Regions from separate parts of the Homo sapiens genome. Here region 1 is linked to region 2. Evidence: chromatin loops called from intact Hi-C (ENCODE). Cell type or tissue: sigmoid colon. All regions are shown on one strand. Links, peaks and the distances in the headings refer to the core of each region. The heading gives the core; the rest is flanking DNA.

Region 1 (15,752 bases), core at 7,700-10,199, 91 kb after region 2:
AACCTCCGCCTCCCAGGTTCAAGCAATTCTCCTGCCTCAGCCTCCCAAGCAGCTGGGACTACAGGCGCACACCACCATCCTCGTCTAATTTTTGTATTTTTAGTAGAGTCAGGGTTTCACCGTGTTGGCCAGGATGGTCTGGATCTCCTGACCTCGTGATCCGCCCGCCTCGGCCTCCCAAAGTGCTGGGATTACAGGCATGAGGCACCGCGCCTGCCCAAAGTTATTTTCTGTAAAGTGCTACTCCCTCATGTTTTCTCAGTTGGGAGGGAACTGTGTATAGCTGGCGATAGCTGGTGGGAGAGGGGTAGGAGGGGGAAAGGGGTTGGGTGGGGGGGTTGGCAGAACTTTCCAGAACCTTCTCTGTGGACTCTCTGCACCTATATAATCTGGAAGTGGGCTCTACCGTCTTTGGGCAATGCCAAGGGAGTTGGGGTGATGGGCATCTTTTCACACTGGAGTCTCTGTCTCTATTAGCTTTGACACCCAAGCAGTGTTGGAAAATGCAGGGTGACTGAGTTCCCTGCCCAGCTTTCAGAATCTCCAGCCCCCATTCCCTTATGTTCCTCACCCTAAAGAAGCCTGTTCCCTCTGCCCAGCTCCTGCTATAATTAGCTCCATGTGTACCCCCTTCACTCCCTCCCACCAGCACTGCAGCCAATCTAAGGTACTTATATTTTAAGAGATATTCCCAGGACTTTTGGAACCAATGCAAAACAATGATGGCTATTTTAGATGCTATGATTATTATTTGTATAGAGCTATTTGTGGACACTCAAGCTCTTTGATACCAAAATCAGGAACATCTTGGGATTTATTAAATTATATAAGATAGCATAACACAGATATCAGGATATTATTGTGTGAAAATGATGCTTTTACTTTGATCTGATTTCATCAATGTATGCAACCAATTTCCAATAAAGTGTTAGAATGTGCTAAAAAAGAATTAACTTTGAGGAGAAGGGAGGGGTTAGTTATTAGGAAGGGTCACAAGGGGGAATTCCTAGGGTGCAGGTAATGTGCTATTTCTTGACTAGGATAGCAGTACACTTACTGTAGACTTTTCTACAGTATGCTGTAGTATAACTAAAGGGTACTAAATAAAGGAGGGATAAAAGGACAGGACAGAAAGAGAGAGAGAGAGATGGGACCAGCAAAACACCAGGCAAAACCAAACCAAAACACCTTTGTTGTGAGACATTTGCAACTCAGAGAACACATTACTCCAAAAAAAATGAAATGAAAAACCAATAACCTCTAAAGATAATCTCCCAATAAAATTATAATCACCCACAAAAACGAATCCTCAATTGGGATTGCATTAAGTGCACAGATCATCTTAAAGATAATTGGCATCTTTACTATAATAGATAACTGATTAAGTATTTACTATGTGCCTGGCACTGGGCTGAGTGTTCTGAAAAGATCATTTTCTTTAATTCTTATACTTGACACACTAGTTAACTAATAATATTACTCTCATTTTACAAACAAGGAAGCTAGACCTTAGAGGAGTGAAGCCATTTTCCTGAGATGATCAAGGAAGGAATGAGTAGAAATGGCAATCAAACTCAAGCTTTAGGCTCATAGCTACCACATTAAACTTTCTGTGCAGAAACATGGAGTATATTTGCATGGACTCGGGTGTTCTTTTTTCTATCTTTCAATAGTATTTTAGAATGTTTTTTAAATACATGGATTTACATATTTTTACTATTTCTGATATTTTATCATTTTGATGCTATTATGAATAAGATCTTTTTTTCCATTACATTTTCTAATTGGTTACTGCTGGTGATTAGGAGACCTACTGATTTTTTAAAATCTTATATCTGACTACCTTCTTGTTTTTCAGGTAATTCTCTTGGATATTCCAGGTAGTCAAGGTAAAGTAAGTAAATAACGACAGCTTCCTCTCTTTCTTTTCCCCTGACTACCTCATTTGCCAATATTTGTGCATTTTATGGCATGGGGGAAAGATTCATAATGTACTGTGGGTGAGGAGGGACCTTTAATACATTCCAGGCAGAGGGAACTCTATGTTTGAGCATGAGGTTATGAAGCAGCTTGACAGATTCAAGAAACTGGGAGTAGTTTGACAGGACTGTAAAGTAGGGCACAAATGAGGGAAGCAAAAGATGGTAACTTGAAAGAGAAAACAGTGGATCTTGAAGGATGACAAGTCATTAAGAGACTTCAAGCAGAGATGTAGCATGATAAGATTTATGTTTAAGAAAGAATGCCAATGTCAGCAGTGCAGAGGACTGACTGAAGAAGGTGGTACTGAAGAAAGGGAGAAAGGTTAGGAGGCTGCAGTAATGAGACAAACAAGTGGCGAGCCATCCATGGAGCAACAGAGAAAGGGCATGGATCTGGGAGAAAGGAATTCTACTCATTCAACCTCCATCTTGTTGTGATTTTTTTTTTTTTTTTTTTTTTGAGACAGAGTCTTGCTCTGTCCCCCAGGCTGGAGTGCAGTGGTCTGATCTCAGCTCACTGCAACCTCCACCTCCCGGGTTCAAGTGATTCTCCTGCCTCAGCCTCCCGAGTAGCTGGGACTACAGGCATGCACAACCACGCCCAGCTAATTTTTTGTATTTTAGTAGAGACGGGGTTTCACCAAGTTGGCCAGGCTGGTCTTGAACTTCTGACCTCAAGTGATCTGCCAGCCTCAACCTCCCAAAGTGCTAGGATTACAGACATGAGCCACCGCACCCTGCCCTAGTTGTGATTTTGGACCAGTTACATAATCTCCCCAAGCTTCAATTTTTGTAATCTGCAAAATTAAAATAATAGCACCAACCAGCATGACTATGAAGCTTAAGTAGGATAATTTGTGTGCAGTGCACTCAAAAATGGTAGATCTTTACTACTAAGCCAGACATTGACGGTGAGAATGAAGTTGAGATCACAGATTCTAGGAAGGCAAATCCATCAAAGTGCCATGCCAGAGTTAGCACTTCCTCTTCTGAGTTATGAGGGAAGGTGAATCTTGACGTTACCCCCTTTCACCCACACACGAAATTCCACCTCTCCTATGTTCCTTCTCCCTGCCCACACCTCCCAACAAGCCCATCGCTAAGACAGCTCTGGGTGTTGGATTTGAACATAACATAGTTAAACTACATGGCTCACAAATTATTATGACAACTCAGCAACAAAAAAAACCACAAACAACATGATTTTTTAAATGGCCCAAGGACTTGAATAGATATGTTTCCAAAGAAGATGCACAAATGGCCAACAAGCATGGGAAGATGCTCACCATTAGTCACTTGGGAAATGTAAATCGAAACCACAATGAAGTGCCACTTCGCACCCACGAGGATGGCTATCAAAAAATGCAAAAAACAAGTGTTGGGGAGGATATGGAGAAATTGAAACTCTAATATACTGTTGGAAGGTAAAGTCATTTGGCCACTGGAGAAAGTAGTTTGGTGTTCCTCAAAACATTAAACGTAGAATTACCATATGACTTAGCAATTTCCCTCCTAGGTATAGTGCCAAAAGAATTAAAAAACAGGTGTTCAAACAAGTACATGTATTGTATACCCATGTACACAGCAGCACTGTTCACAATAACTAAAAGGGAGATACAGTTCAAATGTCTGCCAGTGGATGAATAAACAAGAGGTGGTGTATACATATAATGGAATATTATTCATCCATAAAAGGGAATGAAGTACTGATACATGCTACAACATGGACGAACCTCAGAAGCATTATGCTAAGTGAAAAAAGTGAGACACAAAAGGTTACCTATTGTATGATGCCATTTATATTAAGTATGCAGCAAAAGTAAATCCACAGAGGCAGAACACAGATTTGTAGATATGAGGCACAGGCGGAAAGGGGGATGGGAAACAACTACTTAACACCTATAGGGTTCCCTTCTGGAGTGATGAATATGTCATGGAACTGGAGGTGACGGTTGCACAGCATTGTGAATGCACTCAATGCCACCAAAATATTCACTTTAAAATGATTAATTTTATGTGCTGTTACTGGTACCTAAATAAATAAATAATTTTTTAAAAAGTATTATGAAAGCCTTTTCACAGAAAGTGGATGTGATCAGCTGCTAGAGTTCAGATATACCTACCTCAAGTTACCAATGAAGGTAGTTTGCATTAAACCACTATGGTACCCACTCCAGTCAGTTTTTAATGCCCAGGCAGTCTGTATTGCTTAATAACACCAGTAACCCCAGTTAGGTGCGGTGCAATCTCCTGCTGATGTCAATACCTTAAACTAGTTGGAGCCCTTATTTTTCCTTCAATTATCTTGTCTTCCCACAGTCCCTCTGAACACTTCCAGCCGTAGCCTGGCTCCAGGAGCCTTTTGGAGGCAAGTTTTCACCCTTGGAGTTGAATCTTTTTTGACTGCAATGTCTCTTTGAAAGTTCTTACATACTATTATATGAAAATATTGCCTTTCCATGCCTTGACTATATAAGCTCCATGAGGTTTGGAACTGTGCTTCTTTTGTTTACCACCTTACCTGGTACATAGTACAACAAAGAAACAGGTTGTTTAGATCTCAACAGACCCAGGGGTTTCCTTATCTGCTATTTTAACTGCTTCTGAGTGTGACATCACTGAAACAAAAAAGTCAGATAGGTAAATTGTCTTTTAATTTTAACTTTGTAATTATCCTGTGTGCATAGGAAAGAAGATTGACTAGAAACTAGCTCATGCTTCTCTTATATCGCCATTCTCCTCCCCAGACAAAATACTACCTTGACCCCTATATCAACTCATGAAACACAGAATCCTTCTCAACCTCTTCCACCTGCAGCTCTTCCATAGGGTGTCTTTATTACTGCCTGAAAGTAAAAACTCTAGGATACTAATTCAATAGTTTAAAAAGTGAGGCCAGGTGCGGTGGCTCACACCTGTGATCCCAGCACTTTGGGAGGCCAAAGAGGGCGGATCACTTGAGGTCAGGAATTTGAGGCCAGCCTGGGCAACATAGCAAAACCCCATCTCTACTAAAAATACAAAAATTCGCCAGACATGGGCATGGTGGTGCACACTTGCAGTCCCAGTTGTCAGAAGGCTGAGGTGGGAGGATGGCTTGACCTGGGAGACAGAGGTTGCAGTGAGCTGTGATTGCACCACTGCACTCCAGCCTGAGCGACACAGCCAGACTTTGTCTCAAAAACTATATGAGGGTGTTTAATCCTTTGTCTTTTCCTAATGCAACGAATTGAGCAATTTGAATTCTGAGTAGAAGCAAACACATGAAAATGTTATTTCACTTTTTATTATTTATTTATTTAAACACCCTATTTCACTTTTTTTCTTTTATTCAAAGTGACTCACTTTTGTCCAGTTACCGACTTTCCAGAAAATATCGCCAGTACTGGAAGCTAAGATTGGACTATTTTACTGCTGTACATAAGCAAAGCCTTAATCTGGCTTTAAGGCTCAAAGAAAGATTCTACAGGTAATAATTACAGACAAATGGTGCCCCCAAAAAAAAGATGTTTTGACACTGCTAAGAATAAGCGTGCGTGGGTGCCTCCTCTGTGTCAAGCACAATACAGGGGAAGAAAACTGATTCACTAGTCAAAGAGTTTTGGGTGTGAATCCCAGCTCAGCCACTAACTATGTGAGCTTGAGAAAATTATTAAACATCTCTGAACATCAGCTTATAAACTTTAAAAATGGAAATAACAGGTACCTCATAGGGTTGTTGTATGCATTAACTATGTTAATGTATTTAAAGACTGCCTGGTACATATTAGTCTCTCAATTAATGGTCATTATCCTCCTAAGCAGGGCTCATCTTATTGAGATGAAATTGTATTGGCTTCTTGTTTACACACACACACACACACACACACACACACACACACACACACACAGAGAGAGAGAGAGAGAGAGAGAGATAAGCATCTCCTCATCTCATTTTCTGGCTTACTTAATAATAAAACTGTCAAAAGAGAAAAGTAAGACAAACTGTATAATGTACAAGAACCGTGGAAACAGTTTCCAAAAACTCTAAATCTGTAAGAATTCTGTTAGGTCAGCAGGTCTGCATCGATTTTACTCATATTTACCAAAGGTTGCTGCCCAATTTTTGCTGCTACTTTTCTTGTCACATCCATATTTTCCTATTACAGATATATTTTATGTTTCAATAACATATATGGGTCCCCACGAGAAACTAAACCAAATGTAATAATGAGCATTGAGGGATATATTTTTCAAACACTGTCTGATTCCTAGGAGGCCCAGAAATTATTTTCGTAACAAAATGAATTTCAATCAACTTGATAACTATTTAGAGAATGCCTACTACATTCAAGACACCAGAGGGATTCAAAGATAAATAAGATACAGTTTGTGTCCTCAAGCAGTTATAATCCAGCAAAAACCTGACATGACCAGCCATGTGCCAGATCTTACTATTCTAACAAACACACTTCATCCCAATGTGGCCTGTTCAATGCATCTCCCAGAAATACTTCAGACAAAATACATTGAAATAAGTATAGGTAATTTTTTAATTCTTTAGACAGATAATCTTGCTCTAAAAAGGTAACAAAACAGGCCAAGCACAGTGGCTCACTGTAATTCCAACACTTTGGGAGGCCAAGGCAGAAGGATCACTTGAGGGCAGCAGTTTTCCACCAGCCTAGGCAACACAGCCAGAACTCAACTCTACAAAAAAAATTTTTTTAATTAACAAGGGGGAAAAAAAAAAAAAGAAAGAAAAAGAAAATTAACCAGGCATAGTGGCACATGCCTGTAGTCCCAGCTACCCAGGAGGCTAAGGTAGGAGTATCATTTGAGTCCAGGAATTCGAGGCTGCAAGTGACCTATGATTAGGCCACTGCATTCCAGCCTGGGCGACAGAGTAAGACTCTGTTTCTTAAAAAATAATAACAATAAAAAAATTTAACAATAAAAGATAACAAAACAAAATACTATCTGAATTATCACTTGTGACTGACGCTGTTGTTTGAATTCACCAGGTAATTCCTCAATTATCCTTTTCTATATAGATATCACTGTTATGTATGAGATCATAGCAGAGAAGCTCTGGCAAGGTAATTTGCAGAATGAAGTATTTCCTATTTTGTACCAAACATGATGACATTTAAGCTACTCAAGGGAAATATATTTTTACACTGTGCGAGATACTCTGTGTTAAGAATTTTTATGTGGTACACTAGGTAAATTCCATGTAAAATAATTTTCCCTAAGAAATAAAATGTTCACAAAGATTCCCTTGTCTGATTTTATTTTAAATCTCAAAAGGTTAATCCAAAATTTGACCTTATAAACAATACCAGCACATAGTAAGCCAAACACTTGCAAAAGAATGTTGTTCTCCAGTGTGCTAAGAACTCTGGGAGTGAGAAGGAATAGGGCATCATTTCCTTTACCTCACTAGGGAACTATTTATAGTCCAGCATTCTAATGAAAACCCTCGTGACCTGGAAAAGTTAATGTGCCTTTCAAAGTGTCTTATTTATATCCAGGGAATAACTCAGGATCACATCCAAGATGTAAACATGTGTTTTTCTCTCTCTCCCTCTCTCTCAGCTCATGCACTTATCTCATTCAATATGAAAGCAAGAAAGAGTTTCAGTCTATATTTATTTTAGTTCTCACTTTACACAGTTGATGATTGAAGATATTGCAGAAGACTAGCGTTTCACTAGAAACATCTTTAGGAAAATGATGGACCAAATTTTGGAGATACTTACAATCTACCAAAAAAAAATAAATCATGGCATTTCTCTTCTTAAAACTTAATGAAATTCAAAGGTTTTATCTGAAGAAAAATCAGTAAAATGGGAAATACAGTCCAAAATAACTTTAAATGTCAGTTATATATACTTATGTTATTTAAATAATAATGTATTATTGACATAAGTGTATATCATAGTTGACAAGTTCTTTTCTTTTCTAGGTGTCCACTTGGGCTTCATTCCCTTCCAGGAGATCCTCCTGACTCTCTTAGACTAGCTTAAATGCCCTTTCGTGTACTCCTTGTCTTAGCAATTCTTGCCTGGCAAGAATTCTGTAAGCTAGGTATAGTTTTGATCACTATTTTACAGGTAAGAAAATTGAGTCCAGAGAAACTGAGCAACGTGTCTAGACAAGATTACGAAGCTGAACCAGGAACCAAACTCCGATTGAATGATTCCAAACCCAATACTCTGGCTGCAGATCTATTGAGTGGACTTGTCTTCCACTTTAACACTGCATTTACCAAACATTAAGAAAGTAGGAAGATAAGCAATTATCTGTTGACTTTGGGTAGTAAATATGGAGCATTGGATAATTATGATAATAAGGTCTTGAGCATTAGTGTGTGCCAAGCACTTGGCTAAGTGTTTATGTTCATTCTTTCATTTCATTCTAACAACATCCAGTGAGATAGAAATGATGAGTATTCCCCTCCACCAATTTTTACAGTTAAAGAACCTGAGGCTCGAGGAAGGTAAATAATTTGCTCAAGGTCACACAACTAAAAGGAGACAGAACCAGGCTCTGTACCCAGGTTGTCTAACTCTGAGTCCACTTGCTTAACCACCATACATATTGCCTAATCCAAGCCCCATCCCACCTCCCGCTTCTCCTTAGATACGTATTTAAGAGGGTAAGTGTAAACTACAAGATGAGGGCTGCCCCTCATTTATCATAATAACTGCTGAATTCTCCCTTTTTTCCTAATATGTATAGGTATATGCTAAGACTTTTTTTCAGACTTGCGTTAGAATTCCGGTCCAGCCACTTACTAGATGAATGACTTTGTTCACATTACTAAATCTCTCTGAAAATACAAGTTGAGTAATTTGCAGTTTCTGTTTCTCCATTTGACAAAAAAAGATGATAGAACCCAACCAGCAGGATGGTTGCACCTAAAGTGAAATCCTGTAATGGAAACTTCCTAGTACAGAGCTTAGTAGGCAGAAGTAATTCGACAAATACCAGACCCATCCCCTTCCCTCCCCTGAATGATAGCTTTAAATGTAGGTATTAATCAAGTACCCACCGGATAAAGAGAAACTTTCATTTACTAACTCAGTCATTCACCTCAAAATATTGTTGACTTCTCTTGAATCTCTCCAGTTAAAGGAATTTTAAGATTACAACGTCCCAAAATTCGTTTTTCTGTCCTACATCTGGATGGCAACAGCTCCTTGAACACTTTTCTCTTGGTTTTTACAAGTGTGCAAATCTATCCATATTTTAAATGTAGTATCTACTGATGATAGATACGTACTCTAATTCCACAAATGTCTACTAGGTGCCTCCTTTGCCAAGAACCCTTCCTGACCCCAAGAAGTTCATAGTTTATTGGGTAAAAAAACACATGACTAGCTAAGACACTATGTAATAACGGTGCCATAACAAAGGCATGTACCAACCTCCATGGGAGCAATTAATCTTGCTCGAGGTTTTGAGGACTAGTTCACAGAAGAGGTGACATTTGAGTTCAGCCACAAAGAATGAGTCAGCTTCTCCGAGAATTAATGAGCATTCCAGCATCACAGGCAAATTTCAAGCAGTATATCTTGTTAAAACTGTGACCACAAGAATGTCCCATCATAGAAACTTTTCTCCTTTTGCTTGGTCCAGATTATTAAAGACAAAACAGTCATGATGACTTTCAGGGTTAATCCACTAAAGTCACTCAACGATGGTTTTACAAAGCAAATGTGTGGTATTTAAGTTTCCCAAAGACGCCATCGTGTAGCACTTAGGATTCCGAACAACGCAAGTTTCTCCTTTGAGAGCTCATATATAATGAATGTGTGTTACATTAAAGATTACTGAAGATTGTAAACCTTCTTTTTTGCATGTGTAAGATTGGTAGCTTTTAAAATATTGATGCATTTGTGTAAATTACCCAACTTGAATTTTACAACAAATTCAGAAAAGAAAATGTCAAAGTTGGACAAATTTTAAATGAACTCTCTATGAAAATAAAAAAAACTTCTTAAATAATATTTTGAGATGAATTGGTCTACAGAGCTCATCTTGGATTTCAACATGTATGTAGCTGAAGGGTACAGAAATGAATTGGCTATGAAGACTTAGGAAAAGTTTCAAGGTTTAACTATCTTTGCCTTGTTCTGTATGTAACCCATGTTTTCCTACTTTTTGTCCTTAATCACTCTGTGAATATTTTCCGTAAATAAATCTGATTCTCATCCACATAGCACCTGCTATTCTCTCTTCTTCTGTGGCCTCCATCCTTTGGTTGCCACCATTTCCAGCAGGTGCTGACATCTCCTACCACAGCTGATGCCATGGAGCCCTCAGAGTGGCAAGGTGTCTCGGTATTGTGTTGCATAGTTGGAAAGAAGTTCTCGCTTCCCTTCTTTTTTCTTGGCTTACTCTAGCTTAGGGCAGGAGGTCCAAGGCAGATGTCCTTGGACCCCAGGGATGGACAACGCTGTCAGTGCAAGTTTTACTCACAACCTTCCCATGCTCCCTCTACAGGATGCAGATGTCCCTCCCTGAGCCAGAGACAACCTGAGTGACAGCCCCAAACCCCTTCCCTCCAATGATCGAAGCTTTGTTTTGGGATCCAGCTGCTTCTGCCTAGCTGCCTTGCCCCTCTGGACAAGTCCTCACCCAAGAAGCCCTGGGACTATCACATAGAGACAGCCTGGTATGCCATTTCCCAGATATGGCCAAACTACTATGGACTTCAGAGACACACCTGGCTTGAGATTATAGGATTCTTGATCTTATTCCTACTTGCTTCAGTTATTGATGAAAATAGGCTGAGCCTCATAACAAATGTTGGAGAATGCTTATGTTCACTTTTATTTGGTTAAGAATGAATGAATAAATGGATGAATGAAAGGATACGAGTCCTATTAAAGCTGTAAACTTTCCCCAAGTGAATGTTTGGTAGCAGTGTTCTATCTCTGCGACCACTATGCCCTGTTCACTTTTACGGTTTTAAATATTTTATTCATTTACCTCAAGAATAGTAACAGCTAACATTGATATCACATCTTACAAAGCCTTTTCCATGTATGTTCCTTTATTTCATTTTTAACCTGTGAAACAGGTATTACCATGATCTCCATTTTCTACAGGAGAAAATTAAGCAGACTTCCCCACTTCCCCATTCTCATCCTTTGCTTTTGCTACTAAATTTTACTAATCTTTCAGCCACACCTAAGACATCATTTTCTCCATGAAGACTTACCTAACTATTGGCCTGGAGAAGCAGGTTCTGTTCCCTGCTCCAGTACAGCCAGAGTGTCAGTTAATCAGAGGGGACCTGGCACAGTCAGGGCCTCCCAGACCAATTACCTTAAGATTTGAGCTATCCTATTAATTGTCCCCAATGCTGTGTATGAGTAATAACATTATTATAACCACACATTTTTTCCATGTGTGCCAGAATGTGGAAAAGGCTAAGTAACACCACCGTGAAGGAATGGCTAAGAGCATGGCTTTTAGAGGCACATATTAGCTATATGATCTTCAACAGCTATGAACCTATCTGGGTGTTAGTTTCCTCATCTGGAAAATAAAAATAACAATAGCAAACACTTACACAGCATTTACTACCATGTAGGTTATCTCTTTTACTGTTCACAATAGCATAAGGTAGGAACTATCATTCTTCCCATGATACAGAGAGGAAATAGGCACAACAGTGGTCATGTTTGAACTTGACGTGAATGATATAAGACCTGTAATTAAAGCCCAAGCCCATGTTTGCAACTACTATATTACATGAACAAACCTTCCTCATACGGTTGTTATAAGAGCTAAATTTGATAATCCATGTGTAAGTGATGCTCTTGTCCCAGAATTGTAACCAAAGACCAAAACCACCAGGTACCCCTTCCATGGCCATGCAGGGTTTACTGAGAGGTATCAATTCAGAAAACTCTCCTTACCTCCCACTATCATCCTCCACCACCTCCACTGCCCCAGTCAACATAAAGGCACTGGCATGCCTGCCTCTACATAACCAGAGCAGAGGAAATAGCTTTGAGGAGACAGATGTTGTATTTGTACTGCTGAGGGAGGGGCTATCAGTTCCACTGTCTCCTCTCCTAGTAAGATGGAGTCTGCACTTGTCCATGGTCTCATGAATTGGCTGGCCACAGAAGGTGGCTGGAAATGGGAGCTATATCTCACCATAACTGGCATTGCACAGTGGCAAAGAGGCACTTGTATCAAAGTATTGCAGCATGATACCACTGTGTGGATGAGGGAGGTCGGCGGCAGAGGATGACTAAATTTTACAAGGGATCAGCAGGGCTTAAAGAAACTGCATCGGCATGGGCCTCTCTGTGATAGGATATGTCAAAGCCCCCTCCTGTCCTCACTTATGTCATATGGGAACGATGTTGCTTTCCTTAAGGGATTGTCATGAAAATTAAATGAGATAATGTGCATGAGATTCCGCAAAATGGTCCCACGATTAATGTTAGCTCCTTCACCACACTCTTGCTACCCAGTGTTTAAAGCTTGGGTAAATACTTTGAGTATGAGAAAAGATGGGTAGCTTTTCATAATGTCAGATTCAACCTAAAAAGAAAAATCTCTGTTTGCAGACTTCTATCTCCCTGGATTACTAAGTAGACCTGAAATTTATTAACCTTTTTACTCATTTGTGAGCACCAGCGTAAGAGGACTTTTTTGAATAATCAAGAAACCTCATTCCGGTGGGCAAATAAAAGGAGGCCAGGTGTTTGGGATTAAAAATGCATTATCCCCACCACTGACTTTCTGGGGATGGTGTCAAGTATTTGCTCTCTCATAATATGTACTATTTCTAGAGTAGAAAAGGAGGAGGGAAACATGTACAGAGATGATAAGAGGAATTTAGGGAAAATGGGGATAGTCGGAAACATGGAGGGTGAAAGTAGCAGAGAGAGGACGGAGAAGCATCCTATTTTTAACCACTTATAGTCGTCTTCCCTCTCCTTAAAAACAGGTCTTCTTCCTGCCCACAGTGAACTGAGTAAGACAATATCTGGGGCTCCATAAGGCCATCTGTGTATCTATTTGGAGCCACTGATATTTGTGTCTTTGTGGCAAAGCTGGGCTGGCTTTTTTAACACTAGATACACAACCACCAAATTCTCCAGAGCTGTTTTTAAGAAAATTGTCCCCATCCAAACTATCAGGTTTTTAAAATTAGCACAATAAAGCTATTTTATAATAACAATGTGAATAAGTAATTCCCAATTTGTGACTCATGCATAAAAAGCAAAGGAGGCTATTTTCTTGAAGTAAAACTAAGATATTTCTGTTAATAATATTAACAGCATAAATATATATTGATGTGTGCTTTCTGTGCCAGGCACCATGCTAAGCTCTTAACACGCACGGGACCCCTTTTGCAGAGGAAGAAATTAAGGCTTAGTAGGTTAAATAACCAGATCAGAGCCACAGAACTAATGGTAGAATTAGAAATCAAACCAAGGTCTACCTGCAAACCCTGAACTCTTAACCTCTGCCCTGTTACCTGCTTTAGAAACTTTTAGTGGCTGTCACTTCATCACCCAGGCCAAGCTCTTACATGAGTGAAGGAAGAAATCTAGCTCATGGAAGGCCGGGCACGGTGGCTTACGCCTGTAATCCCAGCACTTTGGGAGGCCAAGGCAGGTGGATCACCTGAGGTCGAGAGTTCAAGACCAGCCTGATCAATATGGAGAAATCGTGTCTCTACTAAAAATACAAAATTAGCCAGGCGTGGTGGTGCATGCCTGTAATCCCAGCTATTCGGGAGGCTGAGGCAGGGAGAATTGCTTGAACCTGGGAGGCAGGAGGTTGCAGTGAGCCAAGATCATGCCATTGCACTCCAGCCTGGGCAACAAGAGCAAAACTCCGTCTCAAAAAAAAGGAAAAGAAAAAGAAATCTAGCCCATGGGAAAGGCAAGAGCTAAGATATGGCATCAGTTGCTATAGAGAGGAGGATTTGAATGTTTTGCATTGAAGGGTTTGTTGTATTGCAAACAAGCCCATCAAACTTTGTATACAACAAGCCTATGCTTGAGGTGCACCATGAGGCCATTCAGAGGTTCAAGTATTACTTTGGAAAAGGCTTCTGTAATTTTAGAGTTTAACAATGTGAAATTAGACCTAGAATCCTCAAACAAATTCATTTCAAAACTACAATACCCTTGGAAATGAGCACTTCCATTAGATTTGAGACCATTATGTGTCCATCTCTGTGTGAGGGAAATAGATGCTTTTACATCAGAACGAATACAAAATATCAGTACATTTTCATTCAGTACAATTTCCTAAGTTCCTTTTATCCAATTTCCCAATTTTGTCAGATATATGAAGCTGAAATAAAGCTCTCCTTTTAACCCAGTTTCTTGTTCACCTTAACTCTCCAACAAAATTATTCTTAGATTTTATCTCAAACTATTTCTTAGACAGGGATTGGGTTTTATTATGTCATCATGGGATCAAAAAATACAAAGAAATATTTCACAAACAGAATTTTGTTATTTTTCTCTACTATATAGGCATTACGACCTATGCCATTTTGCTCAAAATGTGAGTGTACACATTGTAACAGGGGTCCAGTCCACGACCTGTTAGGAACCGGGCCACACAGCAGGAGGTGAGCTATGGGTGAGCCAGCATTACAGCCTGAGCTCTGCCTCCTGTCACACCTGTCACTTCAGTGGTGGCATTGGATTCTCATAAGAACACGAACCCTACTGTGAACTGCGCACACAAGGGATCTAGGTTGTGCACTCCTTACGAGAATGTAACCAATGCCTGATGATCTGAGGTGGAACGGTTTCATCCCGCAACCCTTTTCCCACTACTCCAATATTTCATAGAAAAATTGTCTTCCACAAAACTGGTTCCTGGTGCCAAAAAGGCTGGGGACTGCTGCACTATAAGAGTGATCATTAAGCAATTGCAAATCTACTACAAGGAATAGCTACTGATACTTAGGTAATGAAAAATGTCACTAGAGATCATAAGTATCAAAAGATACTTGTGACAGCTTAAGACATCAAGCAAACTAAATATAAGAGAAATACTCACCCAGTCTTATGTGAATGAAGATTGCATGCACCACAATTAGGAAAGGTTTCATATTTTTAAGCACAGTGAAACGTTTTCAATCCTTTGGACAGTATTTAAAAACTCTTCAGTTAAACATATTTATCATTACTACTTACAAGACATTCTCCAAGATGCCATTGGGGTACCAGGATAAATAATAAATATATGGGTCACTACCTTCAAGAATCTCTCAGCTTATAGGGGAGGTAAGAAACGTGTTTGTAAGCCGTAACATAGAGTGATGAGTACCGTAAAGAAAGATGCAAAGCGTTGTGGGAGTTCAGATCCCATCTGGTGAGGGGATGAGAAGATGGTGGGCAGCTCATGTCAGGGTGACAAAATGCCCAAGAAAAGCTAACATCTATTCAGGAAACAGTCTCCTTTAACTGGAATTTAAGATGTCACTAGGAGATACAGCTGGAAGTTTAGGCTGAGACCAGGTCCAAGGATTTGAAGGTTATCAGTTGGAGAAATGCAGATTCAGTAGGTATAACCAATATTTCACACGTTACCTATTTTTACATGTTTACAATATCTCTTTTTTAACACCACTTTATTGAAACATAACTGACATAAAATTAACTGTTTAAGTGTAAAATCTGGGCCAGGGTGGTGTCTCACGCCTGTAATCTCAGCACTTTGGGAGGCCAAGCTGGGTGGATCACTTGAGCTCAGGAGTTCAAGACCAGCCTGGCCAACATGGCAAAA
Region 2 (15,752 bases), core at 7,257-9,756:
CATCTAGTCTAGGGCTACCTCCTTGACCTCATTTTGTACTAGCCCTTCCTCAGCCTTTGCACTAACTGAAAGGCAGAGGAAATAACCAGTGCAAAGGCTGAGGAAAGACCAGTACGAGATGAGGTCAGAGAGGTAGCACCTGCTCTCTCACTTCCTTTAGAATTCTGTTCAAATGTCCTCTCCTTGGAGAACTCTTTTTTTTTTTTTTTTTTTTGAGATGGAGTCTCACTCTGTTGCCCAGGCTGGAGTGCAGTGGCGTGATCCTGGCTCACTGCAACCTCCGCCTCCCAGGTTCAAGCAATTCTCCGCCTCAGCTTCCCAAGTAGCTGGGATTACAGGTGCCCGCCACCATACCCTGCTAATTTTTGTATTTTTAGTAGAGACAGGGTTTCACCATCTTGGCCAGGCTGGTCTTGAACTCCTGACCTCATGATCCACCCACCTTGGCCTCCCAAAGTGCTGGGATTACAGGCGTGAGCCACCGTGCCCGGCCAGAGAAGTCTTACTGACTATGGTAGTACAGCTTCCAAGACGCCCCCCAGTGACTCCCACCTTCTTGTACTCACACCCTGTGTAATTCCCACCTCTTGAGTATGCACTAGCTTTAGTGACTTGCTTTTTTTTATTATTATTATTATACTTTAAGTTTTAGGGTACATGTGCACAACTTGCAGGTTTGTTACATATGTATACATGTGCCATGTTGGTGTGCTGCACCCATTAACTCGTCATTTAGCATTAGGTATATCTCCTAATGCTCTCCCTCCCCACTCCCCCCACCCCACAACAGGCCCCGGTGTGTGATGTTCCCCTTCCTGTGTCCATGTGTTCTCATTGTTCAATTCCCACCTATGAGTAAGAACATGCGGCGTTTGGTTTTTTGTCCTTGCGATAGTTTGCTGAGAATGATGGTTTCCGGTTTCATCCATGTCCCTACAAAGGACATGAACTCATCATTTTTTATGGCTGCATAGTATTCCATGGTGTATATGTGCCACATTTTCTTAATCCAGTCTATCGTTGTTGGACATTTAACAAACAGAATCAAGCAGCCATGATGGGGTGTCCCTTCTGAGATTCAGTTACAAAAAAGACTGTGCCTTCCATCTTGGACACACACTTTCATTCTCTCACTTGCTTGCTCACTCTGAGGGAGGCCAACTGCCATATTGTGAACTGCCATAAAGAGAGGCCCACATGACAAGGGCTGAGGGAGGCCTCCAGCCAGTAGCCAACAAGGAACTGAGTTCTCTCAGTCCAACAAGCTGCAATGAACTGAATCTTGCCAACTGTTCCAGCTGGCACACTGAATGCATCCTCTTGAGAGACCTTGAAGTGGAGACACCAGCTAAGCCATACTTAGGTTTCTGACCCACAGAAACTGTGAGATAATAAATGTTTGTTGTTTTAAGCCACTAAGTTTTGGAGTAATTTGCTGCTCAGCAATGGATAACTAATACACTGACTATCCTATATAAATTCACAAAATCCTACCTCTGCCATTCTAGTATTTCTTCCCACTTACTCCATTACTTGCTTTATAGCACTAATCTCCAAAGCCTTGAATATTATGTTTGTCTGTTTGTTTGTTTGTTTGTTTGTTTGTTTAGTTCAATCTCCACCCACTAAAACAAAAGCTCATGGAGGCAGGGATATGTGTAGCTTGGTTCACTGCTCTATATCCGAGCATGTAAAGCATGCCTGGCACATAGTAGGCTCTTCAAAAATATTTGTTGAATGAATCAACAAATCTGAGTACAGGAAAGAACTTTGTAAAATGGTGAAAACACAACTTAGCTCACAAGGTTGTGGTGAGTGTTAAATGAGCAAAATACTTCATGTGTCCAGTCCTTAGTAGGTGCTTAACAAAATATGCTTTTTATCCTCAAAAGAAATTGTCATCAAGTAGCATTGGTATGGACATATACAATTGTAGAATTTTTTCAGACTGGGATGTTTATTTGCACAATACTTGGCAAAGGAGAGGAGCATAGCACCTTTAAATTAAGAGGCAAAACTTCATTTCAGCAGCTATTTTAATCGTGAGCCTCACCCAGCCCATCTCCATTTCACTCAGGATCCTTCAACAACACTCCACTTATGTATGAGCCACACCTTTAGTTTTCTATATTATTTTATAACTCAGTCTCCCTTCAACTTTAAGAACTTTGAATTTATCACAGAGGTTCTTTCAAACCTTTATGGGCTCTGAATTCGATGCTCACTTTGAGAGTCAGAGAAAAATTAAAAAATAGTTCCTTCTGTCACTCTTACTGAATGGCCTCTTAAAACTCCGCTGTCTTCATAACCATTGCCAGACAATAAGATAATCCAGAGAGCAATAGGCAATTATTACCATTTCAAAACCATTGTGCAGTTGCCTCTGAAAAGAAATCACTGGATGTATGATCTTCAGTTTTTATGGACTTATGCCATTCTTTGGCAGGAAGCAGTGTAAGCAGATAATTTCTACAGAACAATAATGTTTAAAACTTTAATACTGGCCAAGCAATAGGAGCAATTTTCCTAACAGGATTGAACTAAGGATAAATGGGATGTCTGACAAGCTACTCTGCTGCAGCGATGTTTCTTGAACCCTTGGGAACTCTATTTTCTTCATCGTTTTATTACAAATCTAGCACGGTTCCTGTTACATGAGAGGTGCTCAGTCAATGTTTGTGGATTACATGGATGAATAGGCAAGTGAAAGAGTTATTATAAGCCCCTGGATGAATGTCTCCTTGTCTTATAAGCTAGTCCACCTGGATACAGCATCGTGGGTGGTCATGTTTTCCCTGCCTGAATCAGTTGATGGCCTCATTTGCCTTGGTGGCTAAACAGACTTAACTTTAAAATCCGGGCCTGCCACTTCCTAAATGTGTGATATTGGCACAGGCACTTAACCACTCTCAGGCTTAGTTTCCTCACCTATAAAACTAGTATGATAATATTTACTTTATACAGTTAGTAATAAGATTAAATTAGCAGCTAACATGTAAAACACCAGTAGCAAACACACCTAGGTAATCAATACATAATTGTTCATTAAACCTAGCCCTATCAGCTGTCACTATGAACAAAAATATCCCACTTGGCCTGTTCTCTCTCAGCTAGTTTGTTCACAAGCCCCAGGTGATCCTTAGTATGCAGAAATTTAGGTCCTAGAAAAGTATTTCCATTATTATGTTAGCCAACTCTTGTTATTTAAAATTTATTTTCTATTTACAAAGTCCTCTCAAATACAATATTTCTTTGAGCCTCACAACAACCCTAAACGGCTGGTAGAGCAAGAGTCAAGGCCCTATTTTACAGATGAGGAATCTAAAGCAAAAAGAATTAAATTACAGAAAATCACACAGATAGTGATGGTAAAATGAAGTTTCAGACTCATGTCCAGAACCTTTTCATTACATTATACAGCCTCTAACCAAGTGCATGGAGGAGAAGCCATTAACCTGGCCCAGGCACGTCTCTCAATCACCTTCCCACCTGAAGAAGCACTAACTAGTAACACAAGATGCTGGGTAGGCAGCCCCTTCTGGAATCTCAAACCTGCGTCTTTCAAAGTTGGCCAGGTGCGGTGGCGCACGCCTGTAATCCCAGCACTTTGGGAGGCCAGGGCGGGCAGATCACTTGAGGTCAGGAGTTCGAGACCAGCCTGGGCAACATGTGAAATCCCATCTCTACTAAAAATACAAACATTAGCCAGGCGTGGTGGCGGGTGCCTGTAATCCCATCTATTGGGGAGGCTGAAGAGCAAGAATCGCTTGAACCCAGGAGGCGGGGGTTGCAGTGAGCCAAGATCACACCACTGCACTCCAGCCTGAGTGATACAGCGAGACTCAGTCTCAAAAACAAACAAACAAACAAACAAAAAGTTGATGGCCCAGTAATCATCTAGGATTGTGGAAAGGAGCTTCCGGAAGGGTGGAGCCAAGTCTTATATTAATTCTCCTGGGAACTGAGTGTGAGGTGGTGGTGCTCCCCCTGGGCGATTCCTGACAATAATTGCTATGGGGGACAGGAATCTTGAAACTGAGAAGAGATTTCTCTGTGCACATCACAATCCTGTTTCACTGGTCCTGCAAATACACAGCCTTGAGAAACCTAAACAGGGAATCTTCTTTAACGCCGTACCACTTTGCTGCACAGCTAACTAGATGGAGGAAGGAAGAGTAAATTAACAATCAGTACCCACCTCCTCTGTGCCAAACCCTGTGCTCGGCCCTTTATATGTTATCTCACTCCATTTAATCCTTAAACAATAAATACATTCCTGTAGTGGATATGTGATATTTCCCTACCATACATTCCAATTTTTACCCACACCTCCTCCACATGGCCCGCATGTTCTAGAAAAGCTGGCCTACCCCTGCTGCTAGGGATAGGATAAGTGGCTAGGGCTTAAGCTGATCGGTATAAGCCCATTCCCTGGTCACAGTTCAGGGAAGAGATATCACCAAATTCAAACCAATAAGAAGTTTTCTGGGGGTGTAGGAAAGTAGCTCACTTGTGCAAACTTTTCCTCTCTCTCTCTCCTTCTAGAAGGAGCTGACATGAAGCCTGGAATTGCCATAGCCCTTTTGCCACCATCAAGAAATGAACCAATGTGAACCTGAGAGACCCAGCCTTTCAGATGAATCCTGAGTGGCTAACTGGTCCTAAATTTAAAATGGAGCCAAGATGCTATTTGCTGACTAAAGGTCACACAAGTCCTCTGAGTTCGCTGAAAACCCATACCTTTTTAACTTGGGGACTTTCAGCTCTGACCTGAACCAACAGAGCTCACCTGCCCCGCCAATCAGGGCTCAGCTGTATCAACCAATCAGAACTCAGCAGTGTTGACTAATCAGAACCATGCAAGTTTGAATCCTTTATTTGCATAAACAGACCTGACTGGGATCCCAGACAAGAAATTTTGCTATAAAATCTGAACGCTCTCTTTGTTCACTGAAATGCACGCAGACGGCTATGATCTCCTCAGTTTGCAAACTGTTTACAAGGATGAAGCCTTTTCTCCAAATTCCTTCTCAGAGAACTTTTGTTCATAAGGGCAACCAGCGCCAGAGTGAAGTTGACTTCATGAAAGAGCAAAGGGACAGGAGAAATCAATTTTTGATGATATCACTGAATACCAAATCAAAAACCCTAAAATTTTCCGTCCTTTTAAAATTTCCTCTTATATGGGAGCCAAGTAAAACCACTTATTAATTTACCTAGTCTGAGTTGAGTATTCTATTACTCACAACATAAAAAGACTTAACTCTATTGATTAGGGTAAAGCTATTCTGCCATAAGAAGGAAACTCAACAATGATGGAATGGTTTAAAAATCTAAGTTCATTTCTCTCTCATCTAACAGTGGGCAGGTGTTCCAGGTGGACAGGCAGCTCTGCTTCATATCTGCATTTAGAGAACCAGGTTCCTCCCAGATCATTACTCTGAAACCCCTATGATCTTGCTCTTGTCTCCACAGTCAAGGTTGGGTTGTTCTGAGTTCCACCTTGTAGGAAGGGGAAAGAACATGGAGGAGTCTTATGTCCCAGAGCTGAATATGACACACACTTTGCTCACATTCCACTGGCAGGGAATTAGTTCCTTGATCATGTCTAACAGCAAGAGAGACTTGAAAATATGTTAGCAGCCATGTGCCCACATATCTGTTACCACAAAAGAAAACAAGAATGGATTGGGGTTAACTGCCAGCCCCGCAGTCTTAGCCACATTAACCATTATAGAACCCATTTTACATAGGAGAGAAGTTAAGCTAAGAAAACTTGCCTTACATAACCAGTAAGTGACAGAGCAAGGATTTGAACCTCAACTTCAATACTCACTTCCACATGCTCCATAAGGTAGACTTCTATTGCTCCTCCATGTATGTATTTATCCTTCTTCCCAATTCCAGCTCTTGAAATGACCTCATCCACCATTAGCAACATATATGCCATAAGTTACTATCTACTCTGGCAGTTGCCTGGTACCCTGCAAGGATAGCCAGCTTCTGGCTTAACTCCCAACCACAACTTTATTTTCTGCTCTCTAGGGGAGGAGGTGTTGAAGAAAGGATTGAGATGATTATCCCAGTCTGGCACACAGAAAGAGGTCTGTGTAGTAATATCCAGCTAAAAAGGCAGTTACTTGACAACTGCAGGGGAAATCAGGTGGCAAACTGAGGACAGAAGCAGAGAGAAAATGTGTGGCACCTGGAGGAACAGAGAAAATGTAAAGATGAAGATGGAAAGCTACTAACAATCAATAATAAAAGAGGCTGAAATGGAAAATTAAGGACATAGAACAGACTGGGTGAATTTAGGTCATTTCTGATGTAATGTGTCCAGCATTTCTCTTAAACAATTTTTATTTACTAATTTGAATTAGCAGTACATTTCCAAAATGAACAAAGGTTTAAAAGGAAACACTCTCTCCCCTACCCTATGCCCCAGGCACCCATTTCCTCTCACCAAGGTACAAAATATTATCAATTTCTTGGATATCCTCCTGGACATATTTTATGCATAAGAAGCAAATACAGGCATGTCTTGTGTAAGTATTTTTTCTCCCCTCTTTTATTGACCAATTTTCTACACCTTAATTTTTTTCACTTAAAATATCTTGGAGATCTTTCAAGGTGTATATATAAAGATAGTATCCTCCTTTATTAAAGAGTACTCTTTTTTATGGCTATATCATATTTCATTATATGAATATGCATAACTTATTTAAATAATCACTTATTGAGATATCTAGACTGTTTTCAATCTTCCACTATTACAAACAAGGCTGCAATATGCAATCTTGTGAACATCTCATTCTCTATGTATGTGACTAAACCTATAGGATAAATTCCTAGCACTGGCTTTAATAAGTCAAAGCATATAGATGTTCATAAGAATATTTCCAAATAACCCTTCATAAGATAGTACCAATTTATTTTCCCACCAGTCATATATGAGAGCACCTGTCTCTTCACATTCTTGCCAACACAGTGTGTTGTTAATTTTTTGTCATTGCCAATCTAATACATGAAAAATGGATGTCTGTATATGTTTAAACAACATTCGTGTTCCATTTTCTATGGACTTTTTTGCACATTTTTTATTGGGCTATTGGTCTTTTTCTTATGGATTTTTAGGAGTTCTTTACTTACAAAGAAAATTAGCTAGCTTTTGTCTATTAAATGAGTTCCAAATAGTTTCCGTTTTTATAATTGTCTAGTGACTTTTTATGATGGGTTTTGCATTGCAGAAAAGCATTCCTTTTATTCACTCTCTGAAGCATCTCACTAAATTGGGAGATGCTCATAAAATAAGCCAAACTTTCCTAGATTGCAGGAGGCAGCATGAACTGGGGAAAACTTCACTTTTGAGGGTTTCCTCTCCTGTTTGATCCCACCCTTAATTACTCCCTGGTAATGATATTGTCACAGAACTCAGCCCACTGAATAAATTAATATCACTAACCATGACTTCCAGCAGTAACAGAGTGCAAAGGAAGCCAAGTTTCCTGCCCTTTGGCTTCCCAGCTAAGTCAGAGAGGAAAATAATGTTCTGAAAATCCCCAGAGAATGTTGTTGACACATCAGCTTTCATTTTTCCTGCACCTACTTCCTCCATAAAATTCAATTATAAAAGTCCTTCCTAGGTAGTCATTCAATGAATGGCACTGGGCTGAAGAAGAATAGACCTGTGGGTGGGTTACTAAATGGATGGGAAGAGAAAATAAAGAAAAGGAGTAAATGAATAACAGGAGAAATCACACTGCAAGTAAGGGGCATTTCACAACAGGAATGAAATTGCTTCTGCCACAAGCAGGCAAACAAATTTCTTCACACAAGGAAGGAGGGAGCATATTTCAGAAGGCCAAACATAAGTCTTGGCAGTGAATTTCAGGACCCCAGGGATTGTGACAATAGGAGGGAGGAGTGATGCCCCTTTTTGAAGGTCTAGGAAGATAGGTAGACAGCAATTCTCTAAAATCACCAAGAAAATTCTCTAAGGCAGCTTTGGAGAAGATGCTGGTTTCTTCTGCATTTTTCAGCCTGATCCATGGCATCCCCAACCTTCAGCCTCAGCTGAAAGCATCCCCAACCTTCAGCCTCAGCTGCTCAGCATCTGAGCGAATTCTGACTCTGCCTTAGTGGACATTGAAAGCCCTTTCCCATCCTATGGCAAGTGAGTAGTCTAGACCTCTGGAATTATACTCCTGCCTCTCTCTGCATTTCCCCTTCTCTCATGCATCCCTTTCCCTCCATCCCACAGTACTGTGATCTGCAGCACCCGGCAGGGCAGCCCTTCCCAACCCTGGGCTTCTGCCTGACTTCCTGACTCTCACTCAGCCGCCTGCTCTTGCTGGAGCCTTGCCCTGAACTTCAGCCTCCTTGGCAAGGGCCCTGACAGCCCAGCTGGCCCACAGCCACCATCCTGTTCCTCTCAGCAAGCAGCCAGAGTCCTGTTTCAACACGGATAGTCCTCCCCACCCCGCTTCCTCTGCTGTCCCCCTCTTCCTGACCAACTGAACATTTCCATTATCCAGCGTTCAGCTTTTCCCCTGCTGCATTCCCCTCCCTCCACTAGGTGGGAACCCATGGATATCTACACTGGCTACATCAAGCCCAGATTCCCCACACATACACACCAGTTTGACCAGCCTTAAACCAATATGTACCTTTATTTAACTTATGTAATAAGAAGTCCAGAGATAGGAAGATTCCAGGGTTGGTTAATTTCATGGCTCTCAAGTGTCATTAAGGACCTAGAGTCTTTCACCTTTCTGCTCCGCCATCCCCACCACAATGCCTACTCTTTTCACAAGTTGAGTTCTGCAGCTCTCAGTGACCATGGTGGGCTGAAGTTGGTTCCCAGAGGCTCCTGAGAGCCAATTGCTAAATATTTAGGAGTTTTGCCAGTCAGTTGTAGAGCTTGAAATTGGCCATAATGGGAGAATTTACACCACAGAAATGGAAACAGACAAATGCTACAAATCAGGGCTTTTCATTTTTTGGCGAGGGTGTTAGCAGCGGATTAATGCTGCATCACATCTTCATACGATAACATTTAGAAACAAAAAGGGTCTATTTCTCAAATATATCTTTTTTTTTTAAGAGCAGAGAAACTTTTTCTGAAAACCTCATAGAAAATCCACCACCCCCACTCTCACCCTCCCAACTTCCTTGGCCTGATTATGTCACATGCCCACGTTTTAACCAAAGATTGACAAATGAACAGGATGACAACAATTTCCCTAAAGTATGGGCACCTGATACCTGAAAATCAGGGTTTTCTTAGCTGGAAATAGGGTAGGAGGTAGTGTTTGTGTGAGGAATCCACAGGATTTGTCTCATGCACATACACACATTCTGCCACATGATTGAGAGCTTCTCTCTCTGCCCTGGCCCACCGTGGAGGTTTCAGCAGGTTTACAGGGCAAAAAGGATTAAATGTTAGCCAGGAAGAGAATTATGTTAATTCTGTTTTTTAGTTTGTCTGTTTGTTTTTAGAGATGGAGTCTCACAGTGTTTTGCAGGCTGGACTTGAACTACTGGATTCAAACAGTCCTCCTGTCTCAGCCTCCTGAGTAGCTGGGACTAAAGGCACGTGCCACCATGCCCAGCCACATTAATTTTTTTTTTTTTTTTTTTTTTGAGACGGAGTCTCACCCTGTCGCCAGGCTGGAGTGCAGTGGCACGATCTCGGCTCACTGCAACCTCCTCCTCTCAGGTTCAAGCGATTATTCTGCCTCAGCTTCATGAGTAGCTGGGACTACCGGCACACACCACCATGCTCGGCTAATTTTTGTATTTTTAGTAGAAACCAGGTTTCACCATGTTGGCCAGGATGGTCTCAATCTCTTGACCTCGTGATCCGCCCACCTTGGCCTCCCAAAGTGCTGGCATTACAGGCGTGAGCCACGGCGCCCAGCCTGCCTCATTAATTTTTATGTGTTGACATACTATTTCAAGTAAGTTAAATAAATACAAGACTAGATCTCATTAAGCAGTTTACTCAAAATTAATTTTTCTCTATTCAGGCTTAATCTAATCCTGATTTTCTCTCTGGCTGGAGTAGACTGTAAAGTTGGAATGCACCTGAATCTTTTTTGGGAGCCAGTTTCTTCAACGGCTTGTCTGAAATTGCAAAACTTTCAAGGGTATTGTGAGGTATCAGACTCTATGCCATCTGTCTTCAATGGCTCCAAGGAAGGGACCCCAAAACTGCTCTTTGATAATTCCAAGAAAGTGTCCAAATTGCACTTCTCTGCATCCCATTCACCTTTTTGAGCCTTTTCCCTTCCTTTAATGAAAAAAGAAATAGAAACCTTCTGACCACACATGCCTATGTTTGTGCACAATGAGACTGGCTCACATCGATTTTAAAACGGCCGGGCACAGTGGCTCACACTTGTAATCCCAACGCTTTGGGAGGCCAAGGCTGGAGGATACTTGAGCCCAGGAGTCTGAGACCAGCCTGAATAACATAGCGAGACCCCATCTCTACAAAAAATAAATTAGCGTGAGCCGAGATCGCGCCACTGCACTCCAGCCTGGGCGACAGAGCGAGACTCCGTCTCAAAAAAAAAAAAAAATAAAAAAAAATAAATTAGCACACCTGTAATCCCAGCACTTTGGGAGGACAAGGTGGGTGGATCACTTGAGGTTAGAAGTTTGAGACCAGCCTGGCCAACATGGTGAAACCCCATTTCTACTAAAAATACAAAAATTAGCCAGGCGTGGTGGCAAGCACCTGTAATCCCAGCTACTCAGGAGGCTGAGGCAGGAGAATCGCTTGAACTCAGGAGGCAGAGCTTGCAGTGAGCCAAGATAGCCCCACTGCACTCCAGCCTGGGCAACAGAATGAGACTCCATCTAAAAAAAAAAAAAAAATTTAGCCAGGCATAGTGTCACACACCTGTAGTCCCAGCTATTCGGGGGGCTAAGGCAAGAGGCTCGCTTGAGCCGAGGAGTTCCAGGCTGCAGTGAGCTATGACTGCACCACTGCACTCCAGCCTGGGTGACAGAGTGAGACCCTGTCTCTAATAATTATAATAATAATAAAACTTTTACATGAGCCCCTGTAGGGTATAAAAAGAATTACAAAGCCCAGTCCTTCCCTTCCAAGAGCTGACAATCTGTTGGAACAGGAACATACAAAAAGCAAATGAACAGTATAAGTAAAAAAAAAACTGTAGCCGTTTGGGAAAAGAATAAATCGTTCCTGGGTAGGTTAGCAATTTCATTTTTTTTTTTTAATTAATGTTTTCCACTATTTCATTCTATTGTAAAAATGTTCAAACAGAAAAGTTGAAAGGATGGTACAATGAACACCATGACCCCATCAGTTAGATTTAATACCTGTTCATATTCTGCCATATTACCTATCTAAATATTTTGCTACCCATTTTAAAGGAAGTTGCAGTCATTGTATAAGGATAAGGTAGTCAGCCTTATTCCTTCACTATGCACCTTTTTAAAAAGGACATTTGCCTAAAATCCATAATACCTTTATCATATATTTTTTAATATCATCAAAAATCTAGTCAATATTAAAATTTTCCTAGTTGTTCCAAAAATAAATATGGTATAGGATATAGTATAATATGATTTTGCAAACCAGATTTATACATTGCATTTGATAGTTATATCTCTTTAGCTTACTTTAGTCTGGAAGAGTTCTACTTTTTTTTTTTATAACATTGACCTTTGAAAGAACCAGACTAGTAAATGGTCCCAAATTCTGGATTTGTTTGTTATCTCAAGGTGTTAACTTGTTTTTCTAGACTTGATGTCCTGTTCAAATAAAGGACAGGTTTGATTCAGATAGAATCAATCATTGTCCTGACCGGAAGCAGATGGCATACTCAAAGGGTCTAACTGAAGGATGTGAAATGAAGGGACTATTTACAGATGTGTGGGCAGGCATAGGGAACAAGCGATGGTGAGGCACTGTGGGACTGCTGGCCCTAGGTCTACAACAGCCTGAGCTGAGTGCAGTTACTGAAGCATTGCAGGAGCTGGAGCTTTGGGAGAGGGGTCCCCACCAGGAGCCATGGATGTAGCAGCAACACAGGCACCACCAAAACTGCACCTGGGCAGGGAGTGGGGTGGTGGGGAACAAATACCACAACATCTCTCTCCTCTACCTTCAAAACGGCTGTTGGAACCCCTGCGTTGGCCAAATCTAACTAGAAGCCAAAAAGCAAAGGAGCCTGGGCAATGGAGTCTGCAGGGGGGGAGTCTCCAGGGGTGCAGGGCAGGATGGTGAAAGGTGCTGAATGGATTTCTAAGGGCAAATGGAGAATGATGAGCACGCAACTTTGACATTTTTGGCTAGAATGCTTTATAGGTCATGCTGTGAACTTCAGATTGCATCACATCAGGGGAAACGAAATGTTAGGTTGTCTCACCCATTAACCAAGCTCAATTTGACCCCTCCGTTAAAGCAATGCTAGCCACATCTCCCTACTGAGATGTAAAGGTGTGTTTTCACTTTGCAATCAGCAAGTGATCCAGCAGGAGACACTTGGCACCAGGGGGATTCACGGTTTTGCTCCAATAATTTTTCACGTAATTGTTTCAGCATCCATGGATGATTCTTCCCTGAATCGGTCATTTCACTGGGAGTTGCAAAATGTTGATTTTTCTGAGTTTTTCTTCCCATATTTGGATATGGAATGAAAATCATGTGAAATTTTATACATTAAAAATAGTTGAGGCTGGGTGCCGGTGGCTCATGCCTGTAATCACAGCACTTTGGGAGGCCAACGCGGGCAGATCACGAGGTCAAGAGATAGAGACCATCCTGGCCAACATTGTGAAACCCCGTCTCTACTAAAAATGCAAAAATTAGCTGGGTGTGGTGGTGTGCACCTGTAATCCCAGCTACTCAGGAGGCTGAGGCAGGAGAATCTCTTGAACCCGGGAGGCAGAGGTTGCAGTGAGCCGAGATCGCGCCACTGCACTCCAGCCTGGGCGACAGTGCGAGACTCTGTCTCCAAAAAAAAAAAAAAAAAAAAAAAAAGTTTAATATAAACCATTTCATAAGGTTCAAATGATTCAAATGAAAATATTTATTACCTAGCACTGTTTGGGAAGGAAATCTTTCCTCAAATGGAGAAAACCTACAGTTCTTCCTAAAAAGAGGGAGTTAATGTTCACTTCTTCTCCTTTATATATCAGTTGTCAAAGTGAGAGCCAAATGAACGTTAAACTGCTGCTTTTCTTCTCCTCCTTTTCCTCTTCCTCTTCTTCTTCCTCCTCCTCCTCCTTTTTCTTCTTTCTTTCTCTCTCTCTCTTCGCTTTTTCTTCTTAATGCCCAAATCGTCCCAAATTTAGTCAGTGAGAGCTCCTTCAAGCTAACCCCTTGATAGGCCCCTGTTAGTCTTGGAGGACTTTCCTTCTGGAACTCTGGTACGTCTAGGCTTACCTGGTTTAAGTTATATTTCCCTGCCCCAGACCTCCAAAGAACCTTGGCTAATTTTAGTAGAAAATGATATTTAGAGGCTGGGCATGGCGGATCACACCTATTATCCCAGCATTTTCGTGGGCCAAAGCGAGAGGGTCTCCTGAGCCCAGGAGTTTGAGACCAGCAACATGGTGAAACCCCGTGTCTCCAAAAACCACAAAAGTATTAGCTGGGCATGTTGGCACATGCCTGTAGTCCCAGCTACTCCGGGGGCTGAGGCGGGAGGATCACCTGAGCCCAGGAAGTCAAGGCTGCAGTGACCAAGCCACTGCACTCCAGCCTGAGCGATGGAGTGAGACGCTGTCTCAAAAAAAAAAAAAGAACAAGAAGAAAAGAAAATGCTATTTAGAGACCAGTAAGTATTCTCTTTGCTGGTGAGCCGTTATTGCTTCTAGACTCTTACAGTGGACAGAGCCTACGCATGCACACACACACACACACACACACCGCCTTTAAATCAGGAGTTCACATTAACACTTCCAATTCAAATTTAATGTTATCAGATAGTCAGGAATTTATGTTAAGGAGCAAGGATTTAAGTTGGCCGTGAGAGGTAGGTACAATATCTTTTTAAAAAATAATTATTTTCTATAATACAATCCTACTTACAAAGAAAAACACAACTAAATAAGAAAAGAGAATAAATGTATCAACAATCTCACCCTTTTAACACATCCACTCAATCTCTTTATATAAGTCCTTGGTGGTTAGGATTTTAATATATAGAGAGCTGAAGAGAGGAGCTTCTAAACAGGGAAGTACAGGTCCCAATGTAGATAAAGGACCTGAAATGGAAAGTTTATATATGAACATTACTCATCTTTAGGCCTCTCTTTAGGCCATACTTTCTTTGGTGCATAACCTTTCTACTGTCTCTGACTGTCAAAATCATATTCATCCTCAAGAGCTTTCCCCGACCCCCAGGACCCCCAGCATAGTGTAGCCTTGCCCTACCTGCAGTGCGTTTCTGTGGATCTGATAACCGCTTTTCACTTGATATTGTTAAAGGTATGTGTGGATCTGCTGTATCTCCCTAGCTAGTTCCCAGCTAGTTACAGTCAGGAACTGTATCTGGTTGTCTTTGTATTCTAAAAGCTCTTAGCTCAGTAACTCGTATATAAGAAGCTTCCTTTTTTTTTTTTTTTTTTTTTTTTTGAGATGGAGTCTTGCTCTGTCGCCCAGGCTGGAGTGCAGTGGCGCGGTCTCTGCTCACTGCAAGCTCCGCCTCCTGGGTTCATGCCATTCTCCTGCCTCAGCCTCCCGAGTAGCTGGGACCACAGGCGCCCGCCACCACGCCCAGATAATTTTTTGTATCTTTAGTAGAGACGGGGTTTCACCGTGTTAGCCAGGATGGTCTCGATCTCCTGACCTCGTAATCCACCTGCCTCGGCCTCCCAAAGTGCTGGAATTACAGGTGTGAGCCACCGCGCCCAGCCTGTTTTTTTTTTGTTGTTTTTTTGTTTTGTTTTGTTTTGTTTTAAGGCAGAGTCTCACTCTATCACCCAGGCTGGAGTGAAGTGGCTCAATTTTGGCTAACTGCAACCTCCGCCTCCCGGGTTCAAGTGATTCTCCTGCCTCAGCCTCCTGAGTAGCTGGGATTACAGGCATGCGCCACCACGCCTGGCTAATTTTTGTATTTTTTTAAGTAGAGATGGGGTTTCACCATGTTGGTCAGGCTGGTCTCGAACTACTGACCTCGTGATCCGCCCACCTCAGCCTCCCAAATTGCTGGGATTACAGGCGTGAGCCACTGTGCCCAGCCAAGAAGCTTTCAATAAACATTTGCTACAAGAAATTCAACTGCAGAGGGTCCAAAAATGAGTCTAACAGCTTCACACTATATTGTGCAGACCCCCATAACTGTTCTTCTTGATTAAAAGAAACTTTCCCATTGCCTGTCCATCTTTCACCCTAGTTACTTACTTTTGAAACCTCAGGCTTATGTTATTTCTAATTATTATAGTTGCCTAGTAATACTTCTATTTTAAGGCTGCTTCTAATTTTCAAATAACAATTTTAAATACCTTTAAATAGATTATACTATTTTTTTAATGTCATTAGGTTGAGAGGTATAAACAACATTCTAACGCTTTACAAGGGAGGTGACTGAATTGCCTTCTTTATAGGCTATAAAGAAAAAGACAACCTGGTGATATTTTTTAAACTCACCATGATAGAGGCAGATGGATACATTATTGTAAGAGACCTGGAGGTTTCTTTCAGCTCTCAGATTTTAATTGAGCTATATAAATGTACACAGTCCCACCTTTTTATGACTAAACTAAATTGGTTT

What was found. A loop is a pair of places that touch in the nucleus more often than their neighbours do. Peaks named below come from ENCODE experiments on the same cell type or tissue, not always from the same donor. Only the 100,000 strongest peaks of a DNase experiment are listed, where the experiment ranks them.
Region 1: it touches region 2 in a loop (1.9-fold over the local background); 1 of 110 quality-filtered maps calls a loop at or near these places.

The regions. Positions count from the first base shown.
Region 1 is chr12:68,488,438-68,504,189 of GRCh38, forward strand. No RefSeq gene overlaps it. Among named protein-coding and RNA genes, the nearest start is that of LINC02384, 45 kb to the left of the region's middle. RefSeq lists an enhancer at 1-519. In sigmoid colon, for the core only: no CTCF peak of the experiment used is centred there; no DNase peak of the experiment used is centred there.
Region 2 is chr12:68,397,897-68,413,648 of GRCh38, forward strand. No RefSeq gene overlaps it. Among named protein-coding and RNA genes, the nearest start is that of LINC02384, 46 kb to the right of the region's middle. RefSeq lists an enhancer at 4,132-5,331. In sigmoid colon, for the core only: a CTCF peak has its summit at 8,551 (motif pointing right); a DNase peak (open chromatin) is centred at 8,395; H3K4me3 peaks cover 666 bases; H3K27ac peaks cover 1,751 bases.